Regions from separate parts of the Homo sapiens genome. Here region 2 is linked to region 1. The links are chromatin loops, found by intact Hi-C in ENCODE. Cell type or tissue: heart left ventricle. All regions are shown on one strand. Each heading gives the region's core, and the rest is flanking DNA. Links, peaks and the distances in the headings are about the cores only. Region 1 overlaps CPEB1 (cytoplasmic polyadenylation element binding protein 1). Region 2 overlaps CPEB1 (cytoplasmic polyadenylation element binding protein 1).

The links. Hi-C counts contacts between places; a loop is a spot of excess contacts. Peaks named below come from ENCODE experiments on the same cell type or tissue, not always from the same donor. Only the 100,000 strongest peaks of a DNase experiment are listed, where the experiment ranks them.
Region 2: it touches region 1 in a loop (7-fold over the local background); 3 of 110 quality-filtered maps call a loop at or near these places.

The regions. Positions count from the first base shown.
Region 1 is chr15:82,617,568-82,625,901 of GRCh38, forward strand. The region is part of intron 3 of CPEB1 (cytoplasmic polyadenylation element binding protein 1); the gene reads right to left. Among named protein-coding and RNA genes, the nearest start is that of CPEB1, 26 kb to the right of the region's middle. In heart left ventricle, for the core only: no CTCF peak of the experiment used is centred there; no DNase peak of the experiment used is centred there.
Region 2 is chr15:82,568,438-82,576,771 of GRCh38, forward strand. CPEB1 (cytoplasmic polyadenylation element binding protein 1) reads right to left here. Exons shown (of 13, transcript NM_001365242.1): 4 at 2,907-3,095. Among named protein-coding and RNA genes, the nearest start is that of RPS17, 32 kb to the left of the region's middle. In heart left ventricle, for the core only: no CTCF peak of the experiment used is centred there; DNase peaks (open chromatin) are centred at 3,347 and 3,654; H3K4me3 peaks cover 1,401 bases.

The DNA of each region.
Region 1 (8,334 bases), core at 314-8,313:
ACAGACTACAGTATCAATATTGCTTCACTAGGTGTGACAAATGCACAATAATAATGTAAGTTGTTAGCAAAATAGGGGAAATTAGGTACAGGATATACAGGAATTCTCTATGCTAGCTTTGTAACTTTTCTATTAATTGTTATTAATTCTATTAAAGTTTTTTTTTTTTTTTTTTTTTTTTTTTGAGACGGAGTCTCGCTCTGTCGCCCAGGCTGGAGTGCAGTGGCGGGATCTCGGCTCACTGCAAGCTCCGCCTCTCGGGTTCACGCCATTCTCCTGCCTCAGCCTCCCAAGTAGCTGGGACTACAGGCGCCCGCCACTACGCCCGGCTAATTTTTTGTATTTTTAGTAGAGACGGGGTTTCACCGTTTTAGCCGGGATGGTCTCGATCTCCTGACCTCGTGATCCGCCCGCCTCGGCCTCCCAAAGTGCTGGGATTACAGGTAAAGTTTTTAATTTTATTAACTTTTGTAACTTCTTTGTAACTTTTCTATTAATTGAAAGCTATTCTAAAATGTAAGCTTATTAAAAAAAAAAAGAGTGGAACCACTGGGTCTTATGGTAGGTAAACATTTAACCTTTTAGGAACCTGCCAAACTGTTTTCCAAATAGTTGTACCATTTTGCATTCCTACCAGCAGTTTGACAGTTTCAGTTATTCAACATCCCTGCCAATTCTTGGTAAGGTCAGTCTTCTCAATTTTAGACATTCTAAGAGGCAAAAACACTTTTTGTGTATATTTTGTCAACATATATATTGAAAACACACATAAATACACATATGTATATTCTCTCTCATATACACTTTGACAAATGCACAATACGTATGTATGTATATATGAGACAGAATATGTATATTCTTCAAACAAGATCAGCAAAATCAGACTTCCTGGTTCCTATAGCAAACTGGCAGTTGCCTAGATCCAAATCTCTCCATATATCCTCTAAAACTCACAGATGAACAAAAGCAATAAAACTCACATCTCAAAACTATAGACTATTTGGGAGACAGGTTACCTCAAACAATTTGCACATAAGAAGGACTCAAATGTCCAAAACCTGAAATATCTACTTCTGGAGCCAACACTAGATAGGGCTGTCACAGCAGCAAACAAACAGAAAATGGCACTAAAAAACAAACAAACAAAAAACTCCTTTACAATAGCATTAAATACCATCAAAACCTAGAGATAAACTTAAAGAATCTGCAAGACATCTACAAACACTAAGAAAATTTTTAAAGACCAGATAAGCAAAGGGATATATCAACTTCTTGAATTGGAAGACTTGTCAACATATCCATTATCCAGAACTTGATTCATAGGTTCAACGCAATCCCAATCAAAATCCCAGTAGAACTTTGTGTATGTGGGGCAGGGGGTGGAGCTTGGACTGATGAGCTGAATCTATAATTTATATAGAAATGTGAAGATCCAAGAAAAGCCAAGAATCCAAAAAGACAAAGTTGAAGGACTTCACTACCAACTATCAAAGCCTATTATAAAGCTACAATAATTAAGACACAAGGACAGATAAATAGATCAATGGAAGAGAAGAGAGTATCCAGAAACGGATCTGTACATATACTATGGATGCCTGATTTATGAGAAAGGCAACATGGCAATACAATTTAAAAGAATTTTCTTTCACCAAAATGATGCTGAGTCAACTGGCTATCCACACAGAACAAAATTAATCTTCCCCTTCTTATACCATGTACAAAACAAAATTCCAGATGGGTTGCAAATCTAAGTGTGAAAGGTAAAACAACTTTAGAAAAGAAACATATACTACCTTCATGACCTTGGAATAGGCAAATATTTCTTAAACAGGCCACAAGCATTAAACACAATGGAATAAAGTCAGTAAATTATACTTCATTACAATTTAAGTTTTCTGTTATTCAAAAGACGCCAATTAAGAGTACAAAGACAAATCACAGACTCAAAGAAAATAATTTTAATACATATTTCAGACAAAGAACTCATATGTGGCCTATATAAAGAACTGCTACAAGTAAACAAGAAAAAGGTAGATAACCCTAAGAAAAATGAGTATAAGGCCTGAAGAGACACTTCAAGAAAAAGGATATCCAAAGGCCAGTAAACATGAAAATGTGCTCAACTTCATCAGTCACTAAGGACATGAACATTAAAACCACAACAGATACTGCTACATACACCCCAAAATGGCTAAAATGAAAGACAATACAATTATTGATGAGGATATGAAACAACCCAAACCATCGTACACCACTGGAAGTGTAAACTGGTATAACCACTGAGAAAAACTGGCAGCATCTCAAAGATAAACATACGTATACCCTATGACCCAACAATCCCTCTCCTAGGAAGATAACCAAGGGAAATTAATTCACCAAAAGATAATAGCAGCACTATTCGCAATGGCCCCAAACTGGAAACAACTCAAATGCCTATTAACAGTATAATGAATAAGCACTGGTACATTCATACAATGGAATACTGTAAAGCAACAGGAATCAATGACCCACAACCAGTTGCAACATGGATGAAACTCACAGCTAAAGAGTACATATCTGGGCCGGGTGTGGTTGCTCACCCCTATAATCTCAGCACTTTGGGAAGCCAAGGCAGGCGGATCACGAGGTCAGGAGTTTGAGACCAGCCTTGCCAATATGGTGAATATGGCCAGTATGTCTCTACTATGTCTCTACTAAAAATACAAAAATTAGCCGGGTGTGGTGGCATGTGCCTGTAGTCCCAGCTACTTGGGAGGCTGAGGGAGAAGAATCCCTTGAACCTGGGAGGCGGAGGATGCAGGGAGCCAAGATCACACCACTGCACTGTAGTCTGGGCGACAGAGCAAGACTCTGTCTCAAAAAGAAAAAAAAAGTGTACATATCTGTGATTCCATTTATGTAAATTCAAAATCAGGTACAATTTATCTATGCAATTAAAAGTCAGCATGAACTGGGTGTGGTGGCTCATGCCTATAATCCCAACACTTTCGGAAGCCAAGGCAAGGAATTTGCTTAAGCCCAAGAGTCCAAGACCAGCCTGGTCAACACAGCAAGATTCTGTCTCTACAAAAACTTAAAAAAAAAAATTAGTTGGGCATGGTGGCGCATGATTGCAGTCCCATCTACTCAGAAGGCTGAGGCAAGAGGATCACTTGAGCCCAGGAGTTCAAGGCTGCAGTGAGCTATGATCATACAACTGTGCTGCAGCCTGGGTGACAGTGATACCCCATCTCAGAAAAATAAAAATTTAGCATAACAAGTGCCCTTTGTAAACTAGAGACTGAAAGGACTGCAAGGGGAATTTTGGTGTATTCTTAATTTTTGCCTCTACATGTGACTAGTTATACAAGATGTGTTCAGTATATAAAAATTCAGTGAATAGTACACTCATACTTTTCTGTAAGTTAACTTCAACAACACAAGTTAAATCGTTGCCACTTAACTGTTAAAGCCACACAGTAAGGTTCCATAAAAGTTTATTTTGTGGGAAACAAGACTTCATGAGAGTAATTTCAATCATTTCCTGCAAGATGGGACTGAATGTATTAAACTTTGTTTTGGAATAGCTTTTCAGACAATTTAGTGACGATACGGTTTATGATCCAGTACAATAAGAAGTGAAACCATCTCAGTCAAAAATTCAACATTAGTCATGCCAGTAATCCCAGCAACTTGGGAGGCTGAGGCAGGAGGATGGCTTGAGGCCAGGAGTCTGAGACCAGCCTGGGCAACACAGTGACACCATGTCTCTTAAAAAAAAAAAAAAAATCCAGGCCAGGTGCAGTGGCTCACGCCTGTAATCCCAGCACTTTGGGAGGCCGAGGCAGGCGGATCACCTGAGGCCAGGAGTTCAAGACCAGCCTGACCAATATGGAGAAACCCCGTCTCTACTAAAAATACAAAATTAGCCAGGGGTGGTGGCACATGCCTGTAATACCAGCTACTCAGGAGGCTGAGGCAGGAGACTCACTTGAACCCGGGCAGAGGTTGCGGTGAGCCAAGATCCCGCCATTGCACTCCAGCCTGGGAAACAAGAGTGAAACTCCATCTCAGAAAAAAAAAAAAAAAATCTAACATCAGGCTACAACTATACAATTCTTTGGTCCTACATTAAAAGTCAGCAGTCTATTTAGGTCTGAGAGCTGGTTACATGGTTGTGTTCAGTTTGGGAAAGTTGGAGCTCTTCGCCTATGATACAGCATGTACTTTCCTGTATGTGTATTATATTTCAGTTTTTAAAAACTGTTAAATAAACATATCAGTGCTAAACCTTACTTAGGACTGCTTTGGCTAGTCAATTCCTTTCTAAACCTCCAAGCTATTTTAACTGATTATTGAGAAATGGCATCTCAGTGAATTAATATGAAACTGCTCCTCCAATCATTGCCTCCATCCTAAATATTAAGTCTCCCTACCCATATAGCAGTTAAGACATCCCTTAATGATGTTTCACCACTTTTCACATCTTTACAGACACCGTTACTAACAACTCAACACATTAATGCTTAAATCACATGTCCATTTGCAGCCCATTTTCTCCATTCCTCACAGATTCCAAAAGGTCTATGGCTTAAAGGACTAGGGAATGTGGAGAGGGCCCTCTAGGTGGCAGACATCCCTGTCATCTCCACTAGACAGTTGTTGGGGTAGGAAATCCAGCTCTGGCCTGACCTTCCAGCCCCACCCTAGCTCCTACCACCCATCATGCAACAAGGGCCTTCTTGGTGGGGTACTAGCCCAAAAGCTCAGGCCTTTGCAAAACCCTCTTAAACCACAGCAAGTCATAACTTTCTTGTATATAAACGGGGAATTCAGATGCTCCAGCTACTCTTTCCCTGCCCCGCCACATCTCTCTCCAGAGTCGCACTCTATCACCCAGGCTGGAATACAGAGTGCAACCTCGGCTCACTGCAACCTCCGACTCCCCGGTTCAAGCAATTCTCCTGCCTCAGCCTCCCGGACTACAGGCACGCACCATCATGCCCGGTTAATTTTTCTATTTTTAATAGAGACAAGGTTTCGCCATGTTGGTCAGGCTGGTCTCAAACTCCTGACCTCAAGTGATCTGCCCACCTCGGCCTCCCAAAGTGCTGAGATTACTACAGGCATGAGTCACTGCACCCAGCCCACATCTCTTCTTCATTAATTTCTATTCAGTCAGGGATAGACAGCAAGTCAGCTGTCTAACCAGGGGTTCAACCTTGTCTTCTTTCTTGGAAGCATTCTCCATCTATACAAATACTTCTCTTGGAAGACCCTCTTGCTTGGCTTAAATGACAAAGCCACATCCTACCCCACCCTCCTCCACGGACGGGGACGGAATCACTTCAAATGCTACCCCCCTCCTTATGTGATCCTCTTTATAAGCCAGGGAAGGGTTGAGCTAATGTTTGTGGTAGGAGGGACAGCTCTGTGACCTTTTGGTAAGCCCTGGCGGGAGGTATCTGGTCCCACCTCTTAGGGATTCTCATTACACCACAGGTCATTTAACAGCTCTTTAGTCTCAGCTTTGGGCCCTAATGGCCAATTCTGGAGCAACAGAAAAAAAATAATCTACTCAACATCCAGTTAAGACTAAAGTAATTTTAATTCTCTTCAAAGCCTATTTCAAATGCTGCTTTAACCAGAAGTGTTTCCTAGTTCTCAAACCAAACCAACCTCTTCCTGACCCTATCACAGCACTTTTCCAATGATGCTTTATCAACTGGGTTATGCATGCAACTAGCAATGTGAAACACTGTGTTAGGAAACACACCATTTGAAAATTTATTACAAAATGTTTGTTTTAGAAGAACTAGTGGGGAAAAGCATACAGAAAAAAATTACCCAGCCAGGTGCGGTGGCTCACGCCTGTAATCCCAGCAGTTTGGGAGGCCAAGGCAGGTGGATCACTTGAGGTCAGGAGTTCAAGACCAGCCTGGCCAATGTGGTGAAACCCCCATCTCTACTAATACAAAAATTAGCCAGGCGTGGTGGGGCATACCCGTAATCCCAGTTACTCAGGAGACTGAGGCAGGAGACTCACTTGGACCCGGGAGTTGGAGGTTGCAGTGAGCCGAGATCACGCCACTGCACTCCAGCCTGGACAACAGAGCGGGACTCCGTCTCAGGAAAAAAAAATTACCCATAATTTTTTTCTGCTATTACCTACCTTCACTGTCACATTTATATCATTCCAGTGTTTTTCTATGCATATATATTTAAGGCCATTCTTTTTACACTTTTTTTTACACCTGTTTTACACTTCGCTTTTTTTCATTTCAGACACTGTAGTTATCTTTCTTTGCCATTAAGTAGTCTTCTATAAACATTATATTTTATGGTACATGATATTCCATGGTATAGCTCTCCTATCATTTACTTAACATTCTGTTGCCAAATTGTCCCTAGTTATAATGCTGTCCATAAACAATCTTAGGTTTTCATAATTCTGATTATTTCCTTCAAGGAACAAAATTACTTTTGATCAGAAGCTACAAGTTTGGGTTATTTCTTAAGGTTCTTCATAGAAAAATATATATCCTAGTTTACTTTCTCATTAATCACAAGGTTGGTATTTTTGCTGGTGACCACAGAAAAAATGCTCTCTGCTGTAGGCCAGGCATCCTTGTTTCACCATTCGAGAATACAGGCCCACAGCCCTGAGCTGAATCACAAGTGGAAAGCAGAGAGAGTTCACCACACATGGGAGGGGCTGGGTATACGTGAAAGGCTCAAGAACATCAGCTACCTTTGACAGAAACCTTTCCTAGAATTCCTTGAGTTCCCTTAAATCTGCAGTATTGTCTTAACATCTGAGCCCCATAAGAAACCTGTGAGGCAGGTTGAGCAGGTACCATTCTGTCCTGCAGCTGAGAAAACTGACCTCTTTATCTCACTGCCCAGGGTCAAGCTTAGAACCCAGGTTTCCCAATTTCCTCAAGATCTTCCTCCTGCTTCTCTTAGAATGTTCTAAGAGGCTGAGAAGGAGCTGAAGAGCCCGAGAAGTCTTTAACTTGTACTTCGGCTACTGACCCTGGGCAGAGTATAATGGTAACAACATCGTCACCAGACCCTGGCATCTTACCAGTGAAGTCACTGGGCTCCCTGGACAGCTGCAAACATACACTCTGGAAAGCTCCTCTCCCATCAATCATGGGTCCTTTCCCTGAAGTCCAACACCTAGTATTAGCTGAAAAATATTTTCCTGTAAACTAGAAAAGTTTCCAGCATCTCTGAAACAACCCAGTGAGGTTTAAGTCATTGTTGAATTGTTGAGTGTCATACTTTTTTTTTTTTTGGCAGAGGTGGGCAGGGGTCCTGCTCTGTCACCCAGGCTGTAGTACAGTGCCACAACCACAGTTCACCGCAGTCTCGACCTCCCAGGCTCAAGTGATCCTCCCACTTCACCCTCCAAGTAGCTGCAACTAGGTGCACACCCCACATCTGGCTAATTTTTCTATTTTTTTGTAAACGGGGTTTCACCATGTTGCCCAGGCTGGTCTCAAACTCCTGGCTTCAAGTGATCCACCTGCTCCAGCCTTAATTACAGGCTTAAGTCACCATGCCTGGCCTGTCATTCTTACTGGGACATAATACATGCAATTTTCTCAAAGGAGAAAAACAGAACATGTATTAGAACTAAGAAAGATGACTCCCTGAACTTTTAACTCAGCGTAAACTAAAAGAGAATTGGGCTAGCTCATGACTTACATTTTTCTTTTGTACAAGTCAGAAGAGACAAAAACCACCCCCACCCCCAAGTATGCCCTTCTCTCATTTGCCTTCCTGTACGACAGAAGCAAATGCCACAAGTTAGTCACTCCCTTAATATGCCTCTCCCTCAAACATTACGCTATTTACTGCTCACATACTCCTGCATTTTTGTGGGAATTATTTCTAACGCCAAGTTAAAAAAATAAATAAAAGAATTTACAACTAAAAACAGTAGTTGTCCTTTGGTATATGTAGGGAATTGGTTCCAGGACCCCCAGAGTATACCAAAATCCGCACATACTCAAGTCTTGCAGTTGGTCCTGAGGAACCCACCTATACCAGAAAAGTCAGCCCTCCATACGTGTGGGTTTTACATCCCTTGAATACCACATTTTCCAGCTTTGGTTGAAAAACATCTGCATGTAAGTGGACCTGCACAGTCCAACGTAGTGTTGCTCAAGGGTTGACTGTAATTATCAGTCCTTGTTTTGAGAATCCCCATTGTGGCTAATTGTTTTCAAGGACCATTTTTAAAAATTAAACATATATTCTTTCATCTAAAACAACTGAAACAGGCCAGGCACAGTGGCTCGTGCCTGTAATCCCAGCACTTTGGGAGGCCGAGGTGGGTGGATCACC
Region 2 (8,334 bases), core at 186-8,185, 49 kb before region 1:
TCTTCCTCCCCATCAAGGGATAGTGCCTCAGGGTAGGCACAGTCTAGAAGAGAAGGACCCCACAAAGTGTTACATCCAAGCCCATGCAGGCCTTGCAGGTACAATTCTCAAAAACAGACTCTATCCCAGGGTCTTCTTGCAGGACTCTGAGGCCAAGGAAATCTAGATAGCAGAAGTACTCTGGCCCCTGGAGAATGGTATCCATGTACCAGCCTAAAGCTAAGAATCCAATGAAAGGTTGTTACAATGAAGAAAATCCTTAGGGGAAAAAATGAAAGCCCCTATCATAGCAGATGCAGCACTCGGTATACCTCCTCATTTGTTTTCCTTTGATAGCCACGGAGATTCTTAAAGGTAACAATTTTATCTTAATCAATGTTGTACTTCCAGTGCTGCACACAACGAATGCTCGACGTTTGCCAGATGAATTTAGCCAACAGCCCTACTATCTCCAACCTTGCTCATTACTTAAGAGTGGTAGAAGATGGTCAGATGTGATGCCATAGCTGCCTTGGGCAATATATCACCAAGCAGAGCTCAAGGAATAAGCTTGCATCTTGGTCTCTACACAGAGACAACAGTGTAACAGGGTATCTGCAAGGATAACTCCGAAAATGCCCAGAGCTGTTGAAAGCCTCCTCCCTCACTGAAGCAACTGAGCTAGCTGGTTTTCAGACGGAAAGGCAGTGTAGGCACTGGAATGTGGGCTGCATGTTCCCGCATTGCTGGTGAGGGTGCACGATCTGGCACTGCAGCTGGCTGGTGGGAGGGCTGCATCCTACTCCAGGAGGTAGTACCCTCATGTGGGCTTTCCAAGAAGGCCCAGAGCCCAGGGAAAGAAGAGCAATGGCTGTCACCACAGCTCCAAAACCAAAGGCAACATGACGATTAGGGATGGGTGTGTCCTCAACCCTCAGAAAGGAAAACATACCCACACTAACCTGCCTACACAGCCAGATCATACTGCTGGGGCAACTCTGGTTCTGGTCCTTATGAATTCTGAGGCTCAGGCTGCAGTCCCTCCCTGGTCGACAAAATCATGTAATATTTATCACTAAAGTGCTTGGGATGGAAAGTGGAAAAGAAAAACCATTTCTATTTCAGAGACAAACAGCTACAAGCACAGGCCTTTCAGGTGGTGGAGAAGCTGTGGATATTATGACTAGATCCAAGCTACTTTTAATAGCTCAATTTCATAGTAACTTTCAGACCAAGCTCTCCAAGCCCCCAGTGGGGCACACCTGCATTTCTATGGGCCCAATGTTATAATGTATTTCAGAAAGAGCATTGTAGCTTAGAGAATGAGAGCCAAAGAAGGGCTATACTTCAACCTGATGCCAATGAAAGACAGTGCCTTGGTCAAACACTGATCACCCACAGACAGGTGCCCATCTCCTGTGTGAGTTCTTCTATCTTTTGCTCAGATACGGTGGAAGTGAGGACAGGGGAGGCTGGCTTCATAGGCCCCCAAGGTTGGCGTCAAGAACACACAAAACAAAGTACCGTGGTCTCCAGGCATAGAATACCAAACAGTGATACCATACTTCCTTGCCCAGGGGAACAGGGTAGTTGCTGACCTTTCTGGAAAAACCTGAGTCAGCAGAAGGCCAGTACTTCAAGAAACCCTATCTTAACCCAGAGATAGTTACTTAAGGTAAAGCTCTCCCCATCCACATCCACATAAAACAATTTCAATACCCCTCTCCTAAATGGGGTTTTACCAAAACAACTGGGCATTAAAATGCCTAACAGACACAACGGGCCCAGGCTCTGCAAAGCATTCTAAAAAAAGACCTGCGCCAAACAGGGTGGAGGCCACAGAAATCAACAAGACAGTACCTTGCTGCCATGGCTGCCGGTTCCTGGACCAGGGAGGGAAGGGAAGGACAGCAGACTTGGTGTTTCCCACTGTCAGTACCAACAGCGAATGGCTGTACCACCCCCTCCCCCCCGCCCCTTACCACCTTTTCATTTTCCTAGAGTATCTGCTGCCAATACCTCTTTATTATAATTTACATAAAGCAAAATATGTAGCTTGTAAGTATACCTGTAGTGTTTAAGTTCACATTTCTTCCTGAATACTCCAAGACTTGTATTTAGGCAACCCTCCTCCTTGTACCACAAGAGGGAAATAAACAGGTAACAGAAGGTATAAGCAGAAGCAATTTAAGGGGGGGCTGCCAAGAAGTCCCTTTAGTTTGTCCCCACTGAACCCTACCAAGAAGACAAGGGATCCTAAAGGGGAGTGGCTCTTCTTTTATCCAGCTGGTCACTCTCAACACAAAGGGAAAAAAAAAAAAGATTCTATAGCTGGGAGTTACCCCACCCCACTCACCCTGCCTACCCCTTTCCAGGATCAATGCTCTGAACCCTATGTTAAGTCAATTCCAAATATCTCAGTGCATTATCCAGCCTCATCTGAGGTTAAAATCCTTCCCTTGCCATGATTCAGAGACCACTCACTCTTCATATAACTCCCTGGTTTTTAAAACCACTGAGTAATTCTGGTCATCCAGTAATCAACCCCTTAACTCCCCTCCCCCACCTAAAAGTGTTTTGCTTCATCATCTCCAAGACAGGCCTGGGCACCAGGGGGTTAGCTGGATCTTTTCTGCACAAGGCCACCACGCCTTGGGGACCCTCCTCAGGGCCACTCCAGGTGCAGACTAACAACTCCAGGGAATTTATCAGGGTAAGTGGAAGAGCCATGCCTGCCTTTACGTGGAGCCATCTGTCCTGCCACACTCACAGCTTGCATTTCCATCTCTTGCAAAACAGCTCCATGTTGTATGTGTGTATGGTGGGGAGTGATGCAAAGGGGAACAGAACAACTGTTGCTGTGGATATCTTCGTTCACCACCCCCATGCATCCCCTTACCCCAGCCAACTCATTCTCTGGCACTCACCCGAGTGTGTGCTGCTCTGGGCTGAGGAATCTGAGTCCTGGGTGCTCCAGGGTCGGTCCCAGCCTGTCAGACTGAGGGACTGCAGGCCAAGGCACAAGTCATTTGCATCTGGGAGGCCACGGGAAGATTCTTGCGCAGAGGTTGGGAAAAGCATCCTGCTTGTAACTGTTTCTTCAGAGTCCTGGAAGTCTGTTTTGGAAAGGAGCACAGCAGAAACCTCAGAGTTAAGGGCTGTTTTCCCCAATATTATCAACAGTAAATATTATTAATAATAGTTTCCCCAGGCTCACAGGCCAGACATCCAAGCTGGCTGGATGCTGCAGCCGCTGCCTCTGCACTTTTGGGGACGCTGGGGCAAGAGCAGTTGCCATACAGGCCCCCTCCCCTCACACACACACCCCTATCCCGTCTGCATTACAGACTGGGCCAGCATGTGATCAGGCTGCTGATGCTTCCCGCTGCCAGTGACATCAGCCGGCTGAGCCGTGCAATAGAGAGCGGCATCATCCCTCACAGAACGGGGGAGGAGCAGGAGGGGACGACAGGGAGGAGACTTGCCTCCCAGGGAAAGACAGCACAACAGCTACTTGGAATAGTCCCGGTGCAGTGCCGTTAAGTCTGGGTTGCAAGGCAGCGCCCTCCGGTCTCCAGCAATGGTGGCCAAGCAGCCCTCACGCACGACTGAAGTCCTCTCCGCCGACAGCAGAGCCAAAGCAGCCGACTGCCTGCTCGTGTGGCTCTGCCCTCCTGCCCCTCCCTTTCCCTCCCCCTGCTCTCCACCCCCAAACCCAAAAACACTCTAGTCCTGGACTCTCTCCAGCTGCTGGCTCAAGCCCTGGCTTTGCAGCCCAATGCAAAGCTTCACAGTCCTGCTAGCAAAAATCTGTGCTCCAAGTGGCCCCTGAGCAGCACCCTGACACAGCAGTGTTTACCACTGAGGAACAAGATAACCTTCAGAAAAATACTGTACACTTGGACCCTGGGGAACAACACCTGGTGTTCCAGGCTTGTCTAGAGCAGCTTATCACAGAGAAAGGGGGTAAGCGTTGGCAGAGTGGGGGAGAGTCACTGGGCTGTTCCAGGTACACCTCAAAGGACATGGCCCACAACCCACATGCCAGAGTGAGACCTGCCCTGACTAGGATAATCCCTGTGCCCAGGTTCCCTCATCCCAACAAGATGGGTATTAGTCATGAACAGATACAGCGGCTCAGCTCCTCCCCTCCCTCCTGCAACTGTAGGCACAGACTGAGGAAACACTCTCGAAGCAGCATCTGACAAACCAAGAGAAACAGTCTCTGAAGTATCGTTACGCCCTATTAGAAACACCAAACTCTGAAACCTAATCACCTAGCTCTGTCAATATTGCTTCTCTTGCCCTTCCAGGAGCCCTGAGCATGATACAGGGCAGCCGTGAGGGCCACTGATGCCTCTAACATCCAGGCCCTCTCTCAGAGGTGCTGCACAAGACCAATGCTTATTTCTGTGGCCACTCACAGCTCCAGCAACAAAGACTAAGAAAATTCAGCTTCTGGAGCTTCCGCCATTTCCTCTTTGCCATCTCCTCCCACATCGGTCCTTTTCCAACATGAGCCCAGGGTCACTGGGCTTCTTCCTCATAAAGGAGGGTAGGGCAACAGGCCCAGACTCACCAGGCAGGCTGCTCAAACCTGGACTCAGCTGGTAGCACTCCACCTGCTTGTTCTCCCCTGTTGCAAGGAGAAGCAAGCAGATACGGGAAGCATGCCCACCTGGGACCTCCCATGGCAGGGTCGAGAGAATAATGCTGCCACAGAAATAGCTGTTCAGAACTTCCTGCAGTACACCCTGTGTCCACAGGCACTCAGGCATAGCCTAGAAGGGAAAATTATCAGTCTCCTTCCTTTGGAGATTTTTTTTTTTTTTTAAAGCTTTGCTGCTGTGTCATCCATCCACGTTATTCCTCCTGGCTGTAGATATTCTGCTTGCTCCCTATCTGTGTTTGTCAAAGCCTTGTTCATCATGGCAAAGGCCTAGCAAAAATCACCCATACTGGTGCTGCCCCTACCCCTGACTACTCCCCTCCTGCTTCTCTATGTTCACCCTTCCCTCAAGCTAAGGATATACTTTAGACTTCACCCATACATATTAGTTACCAAAACACAATGCTTCCTTCAAAAACATCCATATTTAAGTATCTATTCTCCCCTACACCAAATATCTATATAATCCCCATACCCCAATCTGAGGGCATCTATGTCTAGAAGCAGCCATTTTCTACCCATTAAAATCAGGGTGACTGTGCATATGATTACCCCCATCCCTCACGAGGAGAGAATCAACTATGCTCTTGCTACTCAAAATACAGTGTGGCAGACCAGCAATATGAGCATCACCAGGAGCTTGTTATAAATACTGAGTCTCAGGCCCCACCCAAGACCGACAGAATTGAGATCTGCATTTTAACAAGATCCCCAGTTAATATATATGTATGCAAAAAAAGTTTGAGCAGTCGGGTGTGGTGGCTCATGCCTATAATCCCAGAACTTTGGGAAGATTGCTTGAGCCCAGGAGTTCAAGGCAGCAGTGAAAGCCATGACTGCACCACTGTACTCCAGCCTGGGCGACAAAGTAGTTCCCATCTCAAAAGTTTGAACAGTACTGATGTGTACAACTAACACAATCTTCCCACCCCAAGCTGAAAGACCCCAGGCCTGAGCAACAGGTCTGTTAAACCCATTTAAGACCAAATGGCTACATGCATCCAGGAGCTTGGAGTTCTACACACAGTATAATTCTACCCTCACCCCTACAACCCCCACCACAGACCTCACCTTCCTCCTTATCCAGACATTCCTCAATCTGTTGTTTCTTCTAGATAAAGATTTTCACTACCATTGTAGGATTTCTTCACTAGCTCCAACTCAATGCAGGCCATACCTGTTAAAACCATTAGTGTGGCAGGCTGGAAAAATCAACAGCTTTAGATGACTGACAGACCTTGCTCTGCTCACCAGGTCTGCCACTGTGTCTTTCTGAGAATCTTTTCTTCTTTAAAGATGCAACAGTAGCCATCTTTTAGGTGTTTTGTGAGGATTAAAGAAAATATTTGAGGCCAGGTGCAGTGGCTCAAGTCTGTAATCCCAGCACTTTGGGAGGCTGAGGCAGGCAGATCGCTTGAGGTCAGGAGCTCAAGACCAGTCTGGCCAACGTGGTGAAAACCTGTCTCTACTAAAAATACAAAAAACATTAGCCAGGCACAGTGGCACACGCCTGCAGTCCCAGCTACTTAGGAGGCTGAGGCAGGAGAATTGCTTGAGCCCAGGAAGGGGAGAGGTTGCAGTGAGCCAAGATCGTGCCACTGCACTCCAGCCTGGGCAACAGAGCTAGACTCGGTCTCAAAAAAAAAAAAAAAAAAAAAAAAAAAAATCATAAACCATGTTCATGTACTGGAAGACTCAACAGCGCTAAAAAGTGATACCCACAAAATTAATATACAGATGTTCCTCAACTACAGTGGGGTTATGGTCTGATAAACCCATTGTAAGTTGAAAATATTATAAACGGAAAATGCATTTAAATACATCTAATTTACTGCACATTATAGCTTAGCCTAGCATACCTTAACTGTGCTCAGAAAACTGACACTAGCCTACAGTAGGGCAAAATAATTTAACACAAAACTTGTTTTATAATAAAGTGATGAACACCTCATGTAATTTATTGAATACTGTAATGAAAATAAAAACAGAAAGGTCGTATGGATACTCAAAGTACAATTTCAACTGAATGCGTATCATTTTCACACCATCATCATGTCAAAAACCAAAGTTGAACCAACCTAAGTCTGGGGCCATCTGCACATCTGTGTAATCCCAATATACCAGACTTAAAGCAATTCATTGGGGAAAAACTTTTTAACAAATGGCACTGGAACACCATATGGGGAGGAGGGAATAAACTCTGACCTATATACAAACATTAATTTAGTAGATATCAGAGACGTAAAAGTGAAAGCTAAGTATAAACTACAAAGCCTCTCTAAGAACCTATCTTTGTAACTTGGTAGGGGAGGGGGAGTACATAGAAGCAAGGGTTTCTTTATGTAGAGTACAGAAAGCAATGATCATGGAGAAAGTTGATAAGCTGACCTTATCACAACGAAAAACTTCTGCTCATCAAGATACCACTAAGAAAATAATTACGCAAGCCACAATATGTGAGAAAATACCCACAACCATATCTGACAAATCAGTAAAAGAAATCTTAACTGAAAAGTAACGAAATCTCAATTGTTAAAAGGCACAAAATCTGAAAAGCACTTCACAAGGATTATATAAATGGCCAATAAGAACTTCAAAAAGTGCTCAAAATCATTAGTCAAAGAAATCCAAGTTAAAACCACAGTGAGACACTACTGCACACCTACTAGATGGCTAAAATTTAAAAGACTGTACCACATCTTGCCAACATTTGATGTTGTCAATCAAAGCTTCATTACCGTAAATGGTACATCCACCTTGTACTTATGAAAACGCTTATATATTTTCTTCCTTTTCAATGGGAGAAAAGGTACATCCACTTTGAAAAATGGTCTGCCCATTTCTTACACAACTAACACATATTATCTTATGACCCAGAAATTCTACTCCTAGGAATTCAACTAAGAGGAGTAAAAGTGTATGTCTAATAAAACACCTGTGCAAGAATAGTCATAGCAGCTTTATTCATAATCACCCAAACGTGGATTCAGTCCATGTGAGAATCAACAGAACAAAATGTAGTACATGCATATACCATACTATTATTCAGCAATAAAAAGGAATAATACAGGCAACAATAAGATAATTATGGTGAGTGGAAAAAGCCGTACATAAGTTACATATGTATATAATTCCACTTATTTGAATTTTTAGAGCAGACAAAACTAATAAATGGTGAAAAAAATCAGGTGGTTGCCTCTGGCAGGAAGTAGGCAGGTAGATTAGGAAGGGGTACAAGGAAAGTAGCTGAGGTGATGCTAACAGTGTGTATATTTTGATGAGAGTGAGGATACATCAGTCAGAATGGATCTAATGACACATTTAGAATTTGTGCTCTTCACTGCATATAAATTTTACCTCAAAAAAGTTATAAACAAATATAGTATTGAATACTAGTTAATGATATGTATGGTGAAGGATTTTGGGGTAAACTGTAGCAATGTCTACAATTTAAAGATATGTGATAAGGCAAATATGACAAGATGTTCACTGTTCAATCTAGGTGGTATTACAGGTGTTCACTTTGTAATTCTTTTAGCTTTTATGTATGCTTGAAAATGTTACTAAAATGTTGAGAAAAAAATAAAGTCAGACTTTTTCTGAAAAAATGAAAGTCTGACTGAACTAATTGATTTGACAATAAAAACTGACTCCAGGCTGGGTGTGGTGGCTCATACGTGTAGTCC